Regions from separate parts of the Homo sapiens genome. Here region 2 is linked to region 1. Evidence: read pairs that join two places in POLR2A ChIA-PET (ENCODE). Cell type or tissue: CD4-positive, alpha-beta T cell. All regions are shown on one strand. Each heading gives the region's core, and the rest is flanking DNA. Links, peaks and the distances in the headings are about the cores only.

What was found. Peaks named below come from ENCODE experiments on the same cell type or tissue, not always from the same donor. Only the 100,000 strongest peaks of a DNase experiment are listed, where the experiment ranks them.
Region 2: POLR2A ChIA-PET joins it to region 1 with 7 read pairs; 5 of 35 experiments call an interaction of 5 or more read pairs at or near these places.

Annotation. Positions count from the first base shown.
Region 1 is chr14:22,546,278-22,554,312 of GRCh38, forward strand. It overlaps TRA and TRAC. Among named protein-coding and RNA genes, the nearest start is that of LINC02332, 6.8 kb to the right of the region's middle. RefSeq lists enhancers at 3,990-4,129, 4,220-4,299, 4,310-4,469, 4,560-4,609. In CD4-positive, alpha-beta T cell, for the core only: no CTCF peak of the experiment used is centred there; DNase peaks (open chromatin) are centred at 2,294, 3,944, 4,794, 5,554 and 3 weaker places; H3K4me3 peaks cover 3,792 bases; H3K27ac peaks cover 4,859 bases.
Region 2 is chr14:21,736,912-21,744,946 of GRCh38, forward strand. It overlaps TRA and TRAV4. Among named protein-coding and RNA genes, the nearest start is that of OR4E1, 67 kb to the left of the region's middle. In CD4-positive, alpha-beta T cell, for the core only: no CTCF peak of the experiment used is centred there; no DNase peak of the experiment used is centred there; H3K4me3 peaks cover 3,997 bases; H3K27me3 peaks cover 750 bases.

The DNA.
Region 1 (8,035 bases), core at 1,027-6,026:
GCTGCAGGCAGCTCTGCCCCCACTCAGCATCCCAGGGGCTGATTTCTTTGGTTTTGGATCCAGCTGGATGTCTGCATTGCCGAGGCCACCAGGGCTGGCTCAGCAACTGTCGGGGAATCACCAGGGTCTGAGAAATCTTGTGCGCATGTGAGGGGCTGTGGGAGCAGAGAACCACTGGGTGGGAAATTCTAATCCCCACCCTGCTGGAAACTCTCTGGGTGGCCCCAACATGCTAATCCTCCGGCAAACCTCTGTTTCCTCCTCAAAAGGCAGGAGGTCGGAAAGAATAAACAATGAGAGTCACATTAAAAACACAAAATCCTACGGAAATACTGAAGAATGAGTCTCAGCACTAAGGAAAAGCCTCCAGCAGCTCCTGCTTTCTGAGGGTGAAGGATAGACGCTGTGGCTCTGCATGACTCACTAGCACTCTATCACGGCCATATTCTGGCAGGGTCAGTGGCTCCAACTAACATTTGTTTGGTACTTTACAGTTTATTAAATAGATGTTTATATGGAGAAGCTCTCATTTCTTTCTCAGAAGAGCCTGGCTAGGAAGGTGGATGAGGCACCATATTCATTTTGCAGGTGAAATTCCTGAGATGTAAGGAGCTGCTGTGACTTGCTCAAGGCCTTATATCGAGTAAACGGTAGTGCTGGGGCTTAGACGCAGGTGTTCTGATTTATAGTTCAAAACCTCTATCAATGAGAGAGCAATCTCCTGGTAATGTGATAGATTTCCCAACTTAATGCCAACATACCATAAACCTCCCATTCTGCTAATGCCCAGCCTAAGTTGGGGAGACCACTCCAGATTCCAAGATGTACAGTTTGCTTTGCTGGGCCTTTTTCCCATGCCTGCCTTTACTCTGCCAGAGTTATATTGCTGGGGTTTTGAAGAAGATCCTATTAAATAAAAGAATAAGCAGTATTATTAAGTAGCCCTGCATTTCAGGTTTCCTTGAGTGGCAGGCCAGGCCTGGCCGTGAACGTTCACTGAAATCATGGCCTCTTGGCCAAGATTGATAGCTTGTGCCTGTCCCTGAGTCCCAGTCCATCACGAGCAGCTGGTTTCTAAGATGCTATTTCCCGTATAAAGCATGAGACCGTGACTTGCCAGCCCCACAGAGCCCCGCCCTTGTCCATCACTGGCATCTGGACTCCAGCCTGGGTTGGGGCAAAGAGGGAAATGAGATCATGTCCTAACCCTGATCCTCTTGTCCCACAGATATCCAGAACCCTGACCCTGCCGTGTACCAGCTGAGAGACTCTAAATCCAGTGACAAGTCTGTCTGCCTATTCACCGATTTTGATTCTCAAACAAATGTGTCACAAAGTAAGGATTCTGATGTGTATATCACAGACAAAACTGTGCTAGACATGAGGTCTATGGACTTCAAGAGCAACAGTGCTGTGGCCTGGAGCAACAAATCTGACTTTGCATGTGCAAACGCCTTCAACAACAGCATTATTCCAGAAGACACCTTCTTCCCCAGCCCAGGTAAGGGCAGCTTTGGTGCCTTCGCAGGCTGTTTCCTTGCTTCAGGAATGGCCAGGTTCTGCCCAGAGCTCTGGTCAATGATGTCTAAAACTCCTCTGATTGGTGGTCTCGGCCTTATCCATTGCCACCAAAACCCTCTTTTTACTAAGAAACAGTGAGCCTTGTTCTGGCAGTCCAGAGAATGACACGGGAAAAAAGCAGATGAAGAGAAGGTGGCAGGAGAGGGCACGTGGCCCAGCCTCAGTCTCTCCAACTGAGTTCCTGCCTGCCTGCCTTTGCTCAGACTGTTTGCCCCTTACTGCTCTTCTAGGCCTCATTCTAAGCCCCTTCTCCAAGTTGCCTCTCCTTATTTCTCCCTGTCTGCCAAAAAATCTTTCCCAGCTCACTAAGTCAGTCTCACGCAGTCACTCATTAACCCACCAATCACTGATTGTGCCGGCACATGAATGCACCAGGTGTTGAAGTGGAGGAATTAAAAAGTCAGATGAGGGGTGTGCCCAGAGGAAGCACCATTCTAGTTGGGGGAGCCCATCTGTCAGCTGGGAAAAGTCCAAATAACTTCAGATTGGAATGTGTTTTAACTCAGGGTTGAGAAAACAGCTACCTTCAGGACAAAAGTCAGGGAAGGGCTCTCTGAAGAAATGCTACTTGAAGATACCAGCCCTACCAAGGGCAGGGAGAGGACCCTATAGAGGCCTGGGACAGGAGCTCAATGAGAAAGGAGAAGAGCAGCAGGCATGAGTTGAATGAAGGAGGCAGGGCCGGGTCACAGGGCCTTCTAGGCCATGAGAGGGTAGACAGTATTCTAAGGACGCCAGAAAGCTGTTGATCGGCTTCAAGCAGGGGAGGGACACCTAATTTGCTTTTCTTTTTTTTTTTTTTTTTTTTTTTTTTTTTTGAGATGGAGTTTTGCTCTTGTTGCCCAGGCTGGAGTGCAATGGTGCATCTTGGCTCACTGCAACCTCCGCCTCCCAGGTTCAAGTGATTCTCCTGCCTCAGCCTCCCGAGTAGCTGAGATTACAGGCACCCGCCACCATGCCTGGCTAATTTTTTGTATTTTTAGTAGAGACAGGGTTTCACTATGTTGGCCAGGCTGGTCTCGAACTCCTGACCTCAGGTGATCCACCCGCTTCAGCCTCCCAAAGTGCTGGGATTACAGGCGTGAGCCACCACACCCGGCCTGCTTTTCTTAAAGATCAATCTGAGTGCTGTACGGAGAGTGGGTTGTAAGCCAAGAGTAGAAGCAGAAAGGGAGCAGTTGCAGCAGAGAGATGATGGAGGCCTGGGCAGGGTGGTGGCAGGGAGGTAACCAACACCATTCAGGTTTCAAAGGTAGAACCATGCAGGGATGAGAAAGCAAAGAGGGGATCAAGGAAGGCAGCTGGATTTTGGCCTGAGCAGCTGAGTCAATGATAGTGCCGTTTACTAAGAAGAAACCAAGGAAAAAATTTGGGGTGCAGGGATCAAAACTTTTTGGAACATATGAAAGTACGTGTTTATACTCTTTATGGCCCTTGTCACTATGTATGCCTCGCTGCCTCCATTGGACTCTAGAATGAAGCCAGGCAAGAGCAGGGTCTATGTGTGATGGCACATGTGGCCAGGGTCATGCAACATGTACTTTGTACAAACAGTGTATATTGAGTAAATAGAAATGGTGTCCAGGAGCCGAGGTATCGGTCCTGCCAGGGCCAGGGGCTCTCCCTAGCAGGTGCTCATATGCTGTAAGTTCCCTCCAGATCTCTCCACAAGGAGGCATGGAAAGGCTGTAGTTGTTCACCTGCCCAAGAACTAGGAGGTCTGGGGTGGGAGAGTCAGCCTGCTCTGGATGCTGAAAGAATGTCTGTTTTTCCTTTTAGAAAGTTCCTGTGATGTCAAGCTGGTCGAGAAAAGCTTTGAAACAGGTAAGACAGGGGTCTAGCCTGGGTTTGCACAGGATTGCGGAAGTGATGAACCCGCAATAACCCTGCCTGGATGAGGGAGTGGGAAGAAATTAGTAGATGTGGGAATGAATGATGAGGAATGGAAACAGCGGTTCAAGACCTGCCCAGAGCTGGGTGGGGTCTCTCCTGAATCCCTCTCACCATCTCTGACTTTCCATTCTAAGCACTTTGAGGATGAGTTTCTAGCTTCAATAGACCAAGGACTCTCTCCTAGGCCTCTGTATTCCTTTCAACAGCTCCACTGTCAAGAGAGCCAGAGAGAGCTTCTGGGTGGCCCAGCTGTGAAATTTCTGAGTCCCTTAGGGATAGCCCTAAACGAACCAGATCATCCTGAGGACAGCCAAGAGGTTTTGCCTTCTTTCAAGACAAGCAACAGTACTCACATAGGCTGTGGGCAATGGTCCTGTCTCTCAAGAATCCCCTGCCACTCCTCACACCCACCCTGGGCCCATATTCATTTCCATTTGAGTTGTTCTTATTGAGTCATCCTTCCTGTGGTAGCGGAACTCACTAAGGGGCCCATCTGGACCCGAGGTATTGTGATGATAAATTCTGAGCACCTACCCCATCCCCAGAAGGGCTCAGAAATAAAATAAGAGCCAAGTCTAGTCGGTGTTTCCTGTCTTGAAACACAATACTGTTGGCCCTGGAAGAATGCACAGAATCTGTTTGTAAGGGGATATGCACAGAAGCTGCAAGGGACAGGAGGTGCAGGAGCTGCAGGCCTCCCCCACCCAGCCTGCTCTGCCTTGGGGAAAACCGTGGGTGTGTCCTGCAGGCCATGCAGGCCTGGGACATGCAAGCCCATAACCGCTGTGGCCTCTTGGTTTTACAGATACGAACCTAAACTTTCAAAACCTGTCAGTGATTGGGTTCCGAATCCTCCTCCTGAAAGTGGCCGGGTTTAATCTGCTCATGACGCTGCGGCTGTGGTCCAGCTGAGGTGAGGGGCCTTGAAGCTGGGAGTGGGGTTTAGGGACGCGGGTCTCTGGGTGCATCCTAAGCTCTGAGAGCAAACCTCCCTGCAGGGTCTTGCTTTTAAGTCCAAAGCCTGAGCCCACCAAACTCTCCTACTTCTTCCTGTTACAAATTCCTCTTGTGCAATAATAATGGCCTGAAACGCTGTAAAATATCCTCATTTCAGCCGCCTCAGTTGCACTTCTCCCCTATGAGGTAGGAAGAACAGTTGTTTAGAAACGAAGAAACTGAGGCCCCACAGCTAATGAGTGGAGGAAGAGAGACACTTGTGTACACCACATGCCTTGTGTTGTACTTCTCTCACCGTGTAACCTCCTCATGTCCTCTCTCCCCAGTACGGCTCTCTTAGCTCAGTAGAAAGAAGACATTACACTCATATTACACCCCAATCCTGGCTAGAGTCTCCGCACCCTCCTCCCCCAGGGTCCCCAGTCGTCTTGCTGACAACTGCATCCTGTTCCATCACCATCAAAAAAAAACTCCAGGCTGGGTGCGGGGGCTCACACCTGTAATCCCAGCACTTTGGGAGGCAGAGGCAGGAGGAGCACAGGAGCTGGAGACCAGCCTGGGCAACACAGGGAGACCCCGCCTCTACAAAAAGTGAAAAAATTAACCAGGTGTGGTGCTGCACACCTGTAGTCCCAGCTACTTAAGAGGCTGAGATGGGAGGATCGCTTGAGCCCTGGAATGTTGAGGCTACAATGAGCTGTGATTGCGTCACTGCACTCCAGCCTGGAAGACAAAGCAAGATCCTGTCTCAAATAATAAAAAAAATAAGAACTCCAGGGTACATTTGCTCCTAGAACTCTACCACATAGCCCCAAACAGAGCCATCACCATCACATCCCTAACAGTCCTGGGTCTTCCTCAGTGTCCAGCCTGACTTCTGTTCTTCCTCATTCCAGATCTGCAAGATTGTAAGACAGCCTGTGCTCCCTCGCTCCTTCCTCTGCATTGCCCCTCTTCTCCCTCTCCAAACAGAGGGAACTCTCCTACCCCCAAGGAGGTGAAAGCTGCTACCACCTCTGTGCCCCCCCGGCAATGCCACCAACTGGATCCTACCCGAATTTATGATTAAGATTGCTGAAGAGCTGCCAAACACTGCTGCCACCCCCTCTGTTCCCTTATTGCTGCTTGTCACTGCCTGACATTCACGGCAGAGGCAAGGCTGCTGCAGCCTCCCCTGGCTGTGCACATTCCCTCCTGCTCCCCAGAGACTGCCTCCGCCATCCCACAGATGATGGATCTTCAGTGGGTTCTCTTGGGCTCTAGGTCCTGCAGAATGTTGTGAGGGGTTTATTTTTTTTTAATAGTGTTCATAAAGAAATACATAGTATTCTTCTTCTCAAGACGTGGGGGGAAATTATCTCATTATCGAGGCCCTGCTATGCTGTGTATCTGGGCGTGTTGTATGTCCTGCTGCCGATGCCTTCATTAAAATGATTTGGAAGAGCAGAGACTGTGCCTCTGTTTGACTGGGTTTGGTAGGAGTCATTTTCTGCTTGCTGGTGATCACTAGCTGGGCAGAGAAAAACCAAGGCATTTGTCTATGATGCTGTCCAGGAAGCCTCATTCAACAAGCTGCCTAAGTCAACCTCTTCTTGGAATAACCTCTAAAAGCTTCCGCTTAGCAGGCTATGCTGAGGGCCAGGAAAACCCACCTACCAGCTTGGACCCCTCCTCTCCCACTCTCATGCCACGCCACGGGACCACCCATAACAGGAGCCCACACACATGGGTGGCAGTGACCTGCGGCAGACAGGGACCACACAGCAAGTGTCCCCAAAATGCCACCCACTGTCTCCTGCCCTCCAGGAGCATTTCCTTTGCCTCTCCTCTCAGACTGGGTTTCCACTGAAACTGTGCATTGTCTCACAAATTCGTGGCTGGGGACCACCCACCACTCTGCTGCCTGATCCAGCCCCACGCCAGCCCTTTGAGGTGCCCAAGCTGACACCAGGAGCAAGGTTGAGAGGAAGCTGTGACCCCAGCAGGACTTTATGTTCCCACCATCCCGGATGTGAGAATGAGGAAAAAAGGAGATGAGCTGTCTCCCCACAAGCCCAGAGATTTGACCGAGGAGAGTAGAGGCCTCGAGCTCTCACCTAAGAGAAAAGACATGGGGCTTCCTGGGGTCCACAGCTCACTGCGCTCTCCCTCCTGAGACTCCTGCTGCCAGAGCACCTTTCCCCAGGGTCATGGATGCTGAGGGAAACACAACTTAGAGACCACTCCACCATCCACCCAGCAAGCACAGCTACCAAGACCCAAAGCTGAGGCTTACCAATGCCCAGGGTGGGAGGGGGTTCCATCCCTGAATAACTCCATGGTTCCCCTATGCGTCTGACCATCCCAGCCAGAAATACATAAATCATCTCAGCTACAATTCAGGCCTGCTTCTTTTCATAGGGATGAAGCTACAGGTTGAGTATCCCTTATCTGAAATGCTTGGTACTAGAAGTGTTCAGGTTTTGGATTTTTTTTTTTTTTTTTTGAGGCTGGGGGTGGAATATTAGCATTATACTTACCAATTCGGCATCCCTAATCTAAAAATCTGAAATCCAAGATGCCCCAGTGAGTGAGCATTTCCTTTGAGCATCATGTTGGCATTTAAAAAGTTTCAGATTTTGGAGCATTTCCAATTTCAGATTTTTGAATTAGGGATGCTTAACCTGTACCAGCTTTAATAGGTGACCTAGAGCACATCCCTCCCCTCTACAGGCTTATGTGTTGCCACTTACGAAATGTCGGGTAGGACTGGAGGCTACCTCCCACTCCCTGCACCTCTGATTCTGTGACCCCTGCAGAATTAAGAACCAGTGTCCCTTCTCCTGGTCAGCCCTACTGACGGGAGTCACAGAATCCCCAGTTCTTTCTAAGCTGCCCCATCTCTCACCTAAATACAATCCCCTTAAATAACACCAAAGGGAAAGGGCTCAGACCTCCATCACAGCAGGGTCACTCTCGCACGTGGTAGGACCATACCACCTTCACAAAGGCGGGGTTTGCCACCTTTGGGGAGCTCTGGGGGGCCTCTACCTCCTCACCAGTCTGACACAATGCCAGAGATTCCACCACTGGGAATTTCTTATAATTAAAGCATTCTCTTCCCTGTATTAAATGAAAATGCCCCTGGGAGAGTTAATAGAGCAAGCCTTTATCAACCATTAAAAACTGAGGGCCAGTTAGTTTCTCTTTCTTTTCCCCCTGAAGTGGTACTTCATTTTGTTTTATAGAAAAAAGATTCAGGCAAGGGAAGTGTGGGTGGCTGGGGAGGCAGGTCTGCTCCTTTGAGTTGGCTGCAGTGACATGGAAGTCACAGGGCTGAGGGAAGGAGACAAGAGCCTGGACAGCAGTGAAGGGGTCAAAGACAGACCCCTCCAAGAACCTCAGAGGAGACCCGGACTGCAGGAGACCTGCAGGAGGCCCGTGGGAGCCTGTGGAGGCCTGTGGAGGCCCGCGGGAGCCTGTGGAGGCCTGTGGAGGCCCGCGGGAGCCTGTGGAGGCCTGTGGAGGCCTGTGGAGGTCTGCGGGAGCCTGTGGAGGCCTGTGGAGGCCTGCGGGAGCCTGTGGAGGCCTGTGGAGGCCTGTGGAGGTCTGCGGGAGCCTGTGG
Region 2 (8,035 bases), core at 1,692-6,691, 810 kb before region 1:
GTCCAGCACTCTGAGCCTGCCCCGGGTTTCCCTGAGCGACACTGCTGTGTACTACTGCCTCGTGGGTGACACACAGTGAGACAGATGGGCCTGCACCTGTGCCGTTTTCCTCTGTGGGGTGGGAGTCACAGCCTAGAAAGAAGTCCAAAAGTGCTTTCTAAAATTTTTATTTTCAAAAGGTATTAGCAAATTTATGTATTCTTCTACTATTTGCAAAATCAATCTTATTTATTTTTTAAATAGGTATTTCACTTATGTGATCTAAAATTAAAAAAGTATAAAAGGGCATACAGCATGATGTCTTCCTTCCACCATGGTCCCTGAGTACTCAATTATCAAAGTGAGGTATCTGTGGTATTTATACTATTGTTGCTAAGTTCACTGGTACTCCTCAGTTTGTGTGTATAGATAGACACACACTACATATACTTTATATGCATACCACGCACAGTCAACATGGGCAATATGCTTCTTAGCTTTTGAAACATTTAGCCTAAGTATCAGGTTATTATTTATAGCTGCACACATTTTGAACATTTCTGTGGCCATTTCCAAGTATCTACATGCTGGTTTCCATGCGTCCCCTGAGATTAGATCTCTCACTCTCTCTGTTGCCTGTCTTTCTCTTTTCTTTTGTCCCACTTCCCTATTGTGGATGGTATGTAATGGAAAATGGAGGTGATGGTAGAGGAGGAGATGGGAGAGAATTTGTTTCTGATTTGCATTGTAGACTATTTTTGAAACATTTAAATCAGAAATGGATTCTGGATCATTATTAGTTTTTAAAGTTGGGTTCTTTGAGGCTCCAAAGAGAGAAGAATAACAGAAAATTTGCTGAAAATCCTGCTTGGGCTCCTGAGGCTTCATTAGGATCATGGGGTATGTTTTTGTTTGTTTGTTTTTTGTGGGATGTTGTCTCTGATTTTGATCACAAGGAAAGCAATATTTGATAATTTTTTTATTGAGAATGAGAGGATCAGGCTATGTGGCAGGAGGAGGTTTCCATCTAGTTCATCTGAGGGTTTGGTGGGGGAGTAGTATTGTGGAAAGAAAACAAACATTTGTAGAGTATTCGAGCCTATACACTCATCTCCTTTGTCTGACTTCTCTACACAGTGACGAGGAGCTGGCAGAAAGTGGGAGTCCTGGTCCCCAAATGTCCAGGATGCAGCCAACTCTTCTCTGAAGTGCTCCACTATTTCCAGTACTTCATGTGGCACAGACAATATCCTCAAAAAAGCCTAGGGTTTCTGATTTTCATATTCTCAATGGAGAAAATGAGGAAGGAATATTTACAGTTCATTTGAATAAAGACAATGAATACACCCCTTTGCACAAAACAGACCCAAAGGCTGGCGACTCTGACACCTACATCTTTGTGAGAAGCTCAGAGTGATTCCAAAGTCCCTGGAGAGCCTCTGCCCAAAGCCGCACTCCAGTCATAAGAGTTGAGAGAGTGGGATAGAGGGACATCTCTGTAATGTTCCTGCCTACTTATGAAAATCAATACCCACGTATGAGAGGCTGTGTGGGATTATCTAAAGAAGATACTATACTATTCTGTAGATAATTGATCTGGAAAAGGTGGAATATTGGATTGGAAAATTTCAAAATGTTTTCTACCCACTTGGAGTTCATCCCATGCCTGCTCTTGGGATCTTGGTTGGATGATGCCTTTGGGGTAGTCCAGAGGAAAAGAGCTGTGCTGTGGAGATGGGGAGCCGGGTTACGGTCCAGGTTGTTTCAAGGAGGAACTGACTGTGAGGAAACAACACAACTAGCTTTTGTTTCAAGGTCTGCTTTTATGAACAGGTATCTGTATGTTAGCCATTTTGGAAGAAAGAGTTGAACAGCCACTGAGGGATGGTAGAAGGGGCACTCTAATTCTAGTTGTACTTTATTTTTACTACATGCTCTGGGCAGCAAAACAGACTGGAAAAATAATCAGCTCTAAAGCCAGGCATTCCTGGGTTTGAATCTGAGATCTCCTGCTGTAAAGAGTTTGACCTTAGTCAAATACTTTTGGCATTTGAGCTTTAATACTTTGTCTATAAAATGAGGGTCATAATACTATTTTTCCAGGGTTCTTCTGTGGTTAAAAGACTATCACTAAGAATGTCCTGGTTTAATCAGCACTCATCAGATTAATGCTATCTATATCCTGCATTATCATTGCTATTAAACCTCACCTGCCAACCCAAAAAGCTGTTTGGAGGATGACATCACATACTGGGTGTTCAGACTCTTCAGAAACTGAAAAAGACCTGAGCCAATACAAGAACATTTTTTTGGGAGTTAAAACTCTTGGTCTGTGACAAAAAGATCAATAAATTGATCAATAAATTGATCTGCTATTTCTCTGTAGAAAGATCACATGATTTTTTTAAACAAAATGATGTCCCCTCAGAAGGGGAGATGTTGGGAGGGGAAAGGGAGATGCAAAATTACTTGTTGGGTACAATGTACACTACTTGGGTGATGGGTGCACTAAAATCCTTGAACTCACCACTATAGAATTCATCTATGTAACCAAAAACCACGTTTACCCCTAAAGCTGTGAAATAGAAAAAAATTTTAAAAATGAGGCCAGGGTCATACCATTATTTTTTTCTCTGAGAGAGAAACAGCCAAAATTATTTCATTTGGAACTCATTAGTACATTTACTCAGCAAATGTTTATTTTGTATTATGATGTGATAGGCAATGATGTAATGGAGGAAGTACCTTATTCTCCAATATAGATAAGTTTTCTGCACAAACGGAGGTTTTATTCTTCTGTGGGCAGACAACACAAACAAAGAAAAAAATGATTTCCAAATATAAGTGACATTTGGAAAACAAAATAGGGTAATGTGAAGGAGAATCATGGTGGTTATGGAGGTCATTTAGTGGTGACATTTGAGCTGAATCTTGAATGACAGAAAAATGACAAAACCATTTAAGACCTGGGGTAAGAAAGAGTTTTCAAATGCAACAATGGTCCTTAGGCAGAGCATGTTTGCTGCATTTATGACAGAAGCTGGTGTTCCCTGAATATAGTGAGAAGGAGAGTGGTAGGAAATAATGTCAAAAAGGTAGTTATGGACTTGAAAATACAAAGCCTTGTAAATCATGGTTAGATTCAGATTTTATTCTACATGTATTGGGAAGTATTTGACTACCTAATTTATATTTTAGAAGGATCACTCTTCGTGCTCTGGGGAATGGCTCATAGGGTTGGCATGGGGAGAGACTAGGGCACAAAGACAGTTAGAATTTGCAGGGGACCCAGTGAGACCTGATGGAGGTATAGACTAGGTGGTAGAAGTGGGAATGAAGAAACATGGATGAATTAACTTATATTTTGGAGGTAAAAAATAGATCTTAATGATGATTTGTATATGGCAGATGGGGAAAAAAAGAGAGTCGATGATGACTTTTAAGTTTTTGGCTTATGTAGTTACATGGAAGATGAGATAGGGAATTCTGAGAGAGGAAATATTTTTGATTATAGTAGGCAGGTAAAAGTGTCATTTCAGATATGTTAAGTTAGAGATGTCTATAAGGCATTCAACTGTAGTTGTTGACCAGGGAGTTCCATATTGAGCCTGGAGCTAACAGAGGACATAGCTGGCCTATGGGATAGTGTTCAAGCCACGCATTGAATGAGATCACTTAGGGAAAGAGTGTGGATGGAGAAGAGGTTCTTAACCTGAGCACTTGGACTGTCAGTTGAGGTTTAATAGCGAAGGAAAAATCAGCAAAGGAGATCGAAGTCTATTAGTGAATTGGAAGGGAAGCCAATAGAATGTGCTGTCACAGAAGGCAAAACAAGAAAATGTTTCAAGGAGTGGTCAATTGTGTCTACTATACTACTTCTGGGTTTGGGTGGGAGCTTATAGTGTGAAAAGAAGAATTAGTCAGAAGAGACAGATGGAAAATAACTTCAACTGGAAAGGATTAATGATATAATCCATTAGTGTTCTTATTCCTGCATTTAAAATTTTCATGAAATTTTATATATTGACTTTTTTTCTTAATGGCTTCTGGCGTTGGTATCACTTAAAAAGGCCTTTGTTGCCTTGCTATTATAAATAACCTTCAATTTATATTTCTTCTATAATTATGTTAGTAGCTTTGTTTTCATACATGGAAACTTTGTGGACAATCATAAACTTATTTTTAGAATATGGAGTGGAGCAGCGACCCAGTTTTATTTTTCCCCAATATTTATTGAGCGACGCATCCTGTCTTCACTAATCTGAAATTGCGTATTTCTCTAAGAATTTGGGTCTCTGTCTTGCCTCTATCTGTCCTCTCATTGCTATTTGTGCACATATTCCATACTCATTTAATTACTTGACAAATTATTTGATAAATTATTTCAGTAGTATTGGACCCAGTTTATGTACTTTCCTGCTTTAATTTGGCCATTGTTTTCTGCTCAGTGTTACCGCTAATCCTCCGGGAAAACTGCCTAGTACAAACTGCATTCTCTAATCTGGAGAGAGAAAGTTAAACTTCTGTAGGAAAAAGTTGCCTCAAGTCATAGTTGCGTTTGCTGAGGGGCAGGGACCACTGAAGTGGCTCTCCTGATCTCTCATGTTACTTGCAGGCAAAGGAGAATTTACCATGAAACTCCTCATTTCAGAGGCATTTTCCAAAATTTCTTTAGTGGGAGGTCCTGTAATGCTGCAGTTCCCAACCTTTTTCGCACCAGGGACTAGTTTCATGGGAGACAATTTTTCCACAGACCAAGGGAGTGAGGATGATTTCGGGATGAAACCATTAGCTCATCAGGAATTAGTTAGGTTCTCATAAGAACTAGGCAACCTAGATCCCTCTCATGCACAGTTCACCGTAGGGTTTGCGCTTCTATGAGAATCTAATGCCATTGCTGCTCTGACAGGAGGCAGAGCTCAGGTAGGTTTTATGATCAGAAAAATATTAAACAAAATTTAACAGCCTTGGAAAAGTTATTTATAAACATTGCATTTTATTTAAGAGGTTGAATATATACATTGTTTTGCCATTTTGAATTTATTAGCAGTGTGGCAAAGTTAGCTTAATTTGCTATTAGTAAAACTGAAAACCATTTGATAAGCTCTTAGAATTATGCTAATTTGTCTGAACGGTAGTAGAAGCTATTTTAATTAAAAACTGTAGCTATATAGTTTAATCTATATAGTTTAACCCTCATAATTTGATAGAATTGAGATCATAGGTGTTGTGAAGTATGACTAATGCCCTAATATAAATAAACAAGTAATAAACTGTCATAAACAGTCTCAATATACTCTGAATTCTTTCTTCCAACAGATTTAATTTGTATAGACAATAGTAATACATTCGGATAAAAATTCCAAATTTGATTTCACTTATACTTGTTGATGTTTGTAATGAGAGAGTCTTTCTGCGTATGTTAAAATTCATATGTTAATAGGTGTTTTAAGGAGCTTGTAAAAAGAGATGACTATGGAAACACATAATTACCCTAAATTTTCATCTTTCATTTGAAAACAAATTTCTCTTAAATTTAGGATTTTTAAACAACCTATTATCTGTCTTTGATCAAATGGAAATTTAATATATGTAAATAGGCACCGATGTTTGCAAGTAAACGGCATAAAGAGTGGTAAAGTAAGTTATGTGAGGGATGTTTTTTAAGTAACAAGAAGAAAAAATGTTATGATTTGTCGGTAATATGTATAAAATAACACTGTGAATATTTGGGAAATACACAAATGAGAAAAAAATTTAAAAATGCTGTTTGAAGGTTCCAAACAGTGACAAAATATAAGAATATACTGCGGGAGATATGTCACTTGGACAGAAACACACTGAGTGAAGTCCCTGTATGGTGTATGGCACATGGAAATGAAGCTCAAGCAGAAAGCAGCTGTCTTATTGGATTTAGGAGTCAGAGTTTGGAGTTCGGTGCTGACAGAGTAGCTGAAATTCAAGGGGGGATCCAGGAAAAGAAGGATTCACAGTGTGAGGAGTTACAAAATCTTACAAAGCCACACTTAGTTAGGAACTCGGCAAAAATAACAAAAAACAAATAACCCGGCTGGGTGCAGTGGCTCATGCCTGCAATCCCAGCACTTCGGGAGAACCAGGCAGGTGGATTGGTTGAGCCCAGGAGTTCGAGACCAGTCTGGGCAACATGGTAACACCCTGCCTCTACTAAACATACAAAAATTAGCCAGGCATGGTGGTGTGTGCCTGTATTCCCAGCTACTCAGGAGGCTGAGGCAGAAAGTACAACTGAGCCTGGGAGGTCCAGGCTGCAGTGAGCCATGATGGTGCCATTGCATTTCAGCCTGGTGATATAAGAAACCCTGTCTCCAAAAAAAAAAAAAAACAAAAACCAAATATATATATATATAAAATTTATTCACATTATATATATTTTATATATAAATAAATTATTCATGTCCTTTACTCACTTTTTAAACCCCATAAAAAAAGTGAGTAAAGGACATGAATAATTGTTTAAAAGAAGACATAGAAATGGCAACAAGCATATGAAAAAAGGCACAGCATCAATAATCGTTAGAGAAATGCAAATTAAAAGTAATGAGATACCATCTTACACCAGTCAGAATGGCTATTATTAAAAAGTCAAAAAAATAACAGACATTGGCAAGGATGCAGAGAAAAGGGAATGCTTATATAATGTTGGTGGGAATGTAAATTAGGATGACCTCTGTGGAAAACAGTATGGAGATATCTCAAAGCAATAAGAATATAGCTACTATTTGATCCAGCAATCTCACTACTGAGTGTTATTCAAAGAAAAGGAAATCATATCAAAAAGATACATACATTCATATGTTTATCACAGAAGTATTCACAATAGCAAAGATATGGAATCAACCTAATTGTGGGATAAAGAAAATATAGTATATAGACACAATGGAATACTATTCAGCCATACAAAGAATGAAATCATGTCTTTTGCAGCAACATAGATAGAACTGGAAGCCATTATCTTAAGTGAAACAACTCAGAAACAGAAAATACTGTATGTTCTTACTTATAAGTGGGAACTAAATAACGTTTACACATGGACACAGAGAGTGCATAATAGACACTGGAGAGTCTGAAGGGTGGGAGAGTGGGAGGGGGGTAAGAGATGAGAAATTACTTAATAGGTACAATGTACATTATTCAGGTGATGGCTATACTAAAAGCCTAGACTTTATATTCATGTATAAGAAATGCACTTGTAGCTCCTAAATTTATACAAGTTAAAAAAAATAAAACTATCCCTTGGTTGATTCTTGAGCTGTGCAGGCATAAGACAAGACTCTAAGAAAGTAAGTAGAAAACAGCAGCCAGATGGCTGAGAGAAAAGATTTTAGCAGTTACCCTCAACTAGGGCAATAGAATTTTAAATGCAAGTGCTGCCAAGTGAAAGAGGTTGGGTAAAAACTTAGGCTTTCTAATGAAAACCCAGAAGGACCACGCCCTAAAAATAAGAACAATACTCTGGGACTAAAGGGTATACCCTACAAATAGGTCTATACCCTAGAACAAGGACATTTAACAATAAATTAATGCTGTGAGTGTATGTTATCAGCAGAGTCATACTTCAAAAATTATAAAGTATTTTTGTTAGGTGGTTTGTTGACTGAAGGGAAATGATATCAGATGGAATTTATGACCCAAGGAAGTAATAAAGAACATTAAAAATAGTAACTATGTGGAAACATTAAAAAGAGATTACTTTTCTAAGTTTTTCAAAATACAGTTGACAAATGCAAAAATAATAACAATGTATTACACCGTTAATAACATATATAAATAAAATCAACAGCAATAACACAAAAAACTGAAGGGGCATAGGATTAAACTGTTGTAAGATTCTTGCATTATGTATGAAGCTGTATAATATTAATTCAAGAGAGAATCTGATGAACTGAGGATGCATATGATAATCTGTAGATAAACAATTAAAAAACCAAAGCAAAAAGGTTTAGCTAATAGCCAATGGGGGAAATAGAATGAACGAGTATAGAAACTTCTCAAATAAATCAAAAGAAGGGAGAAT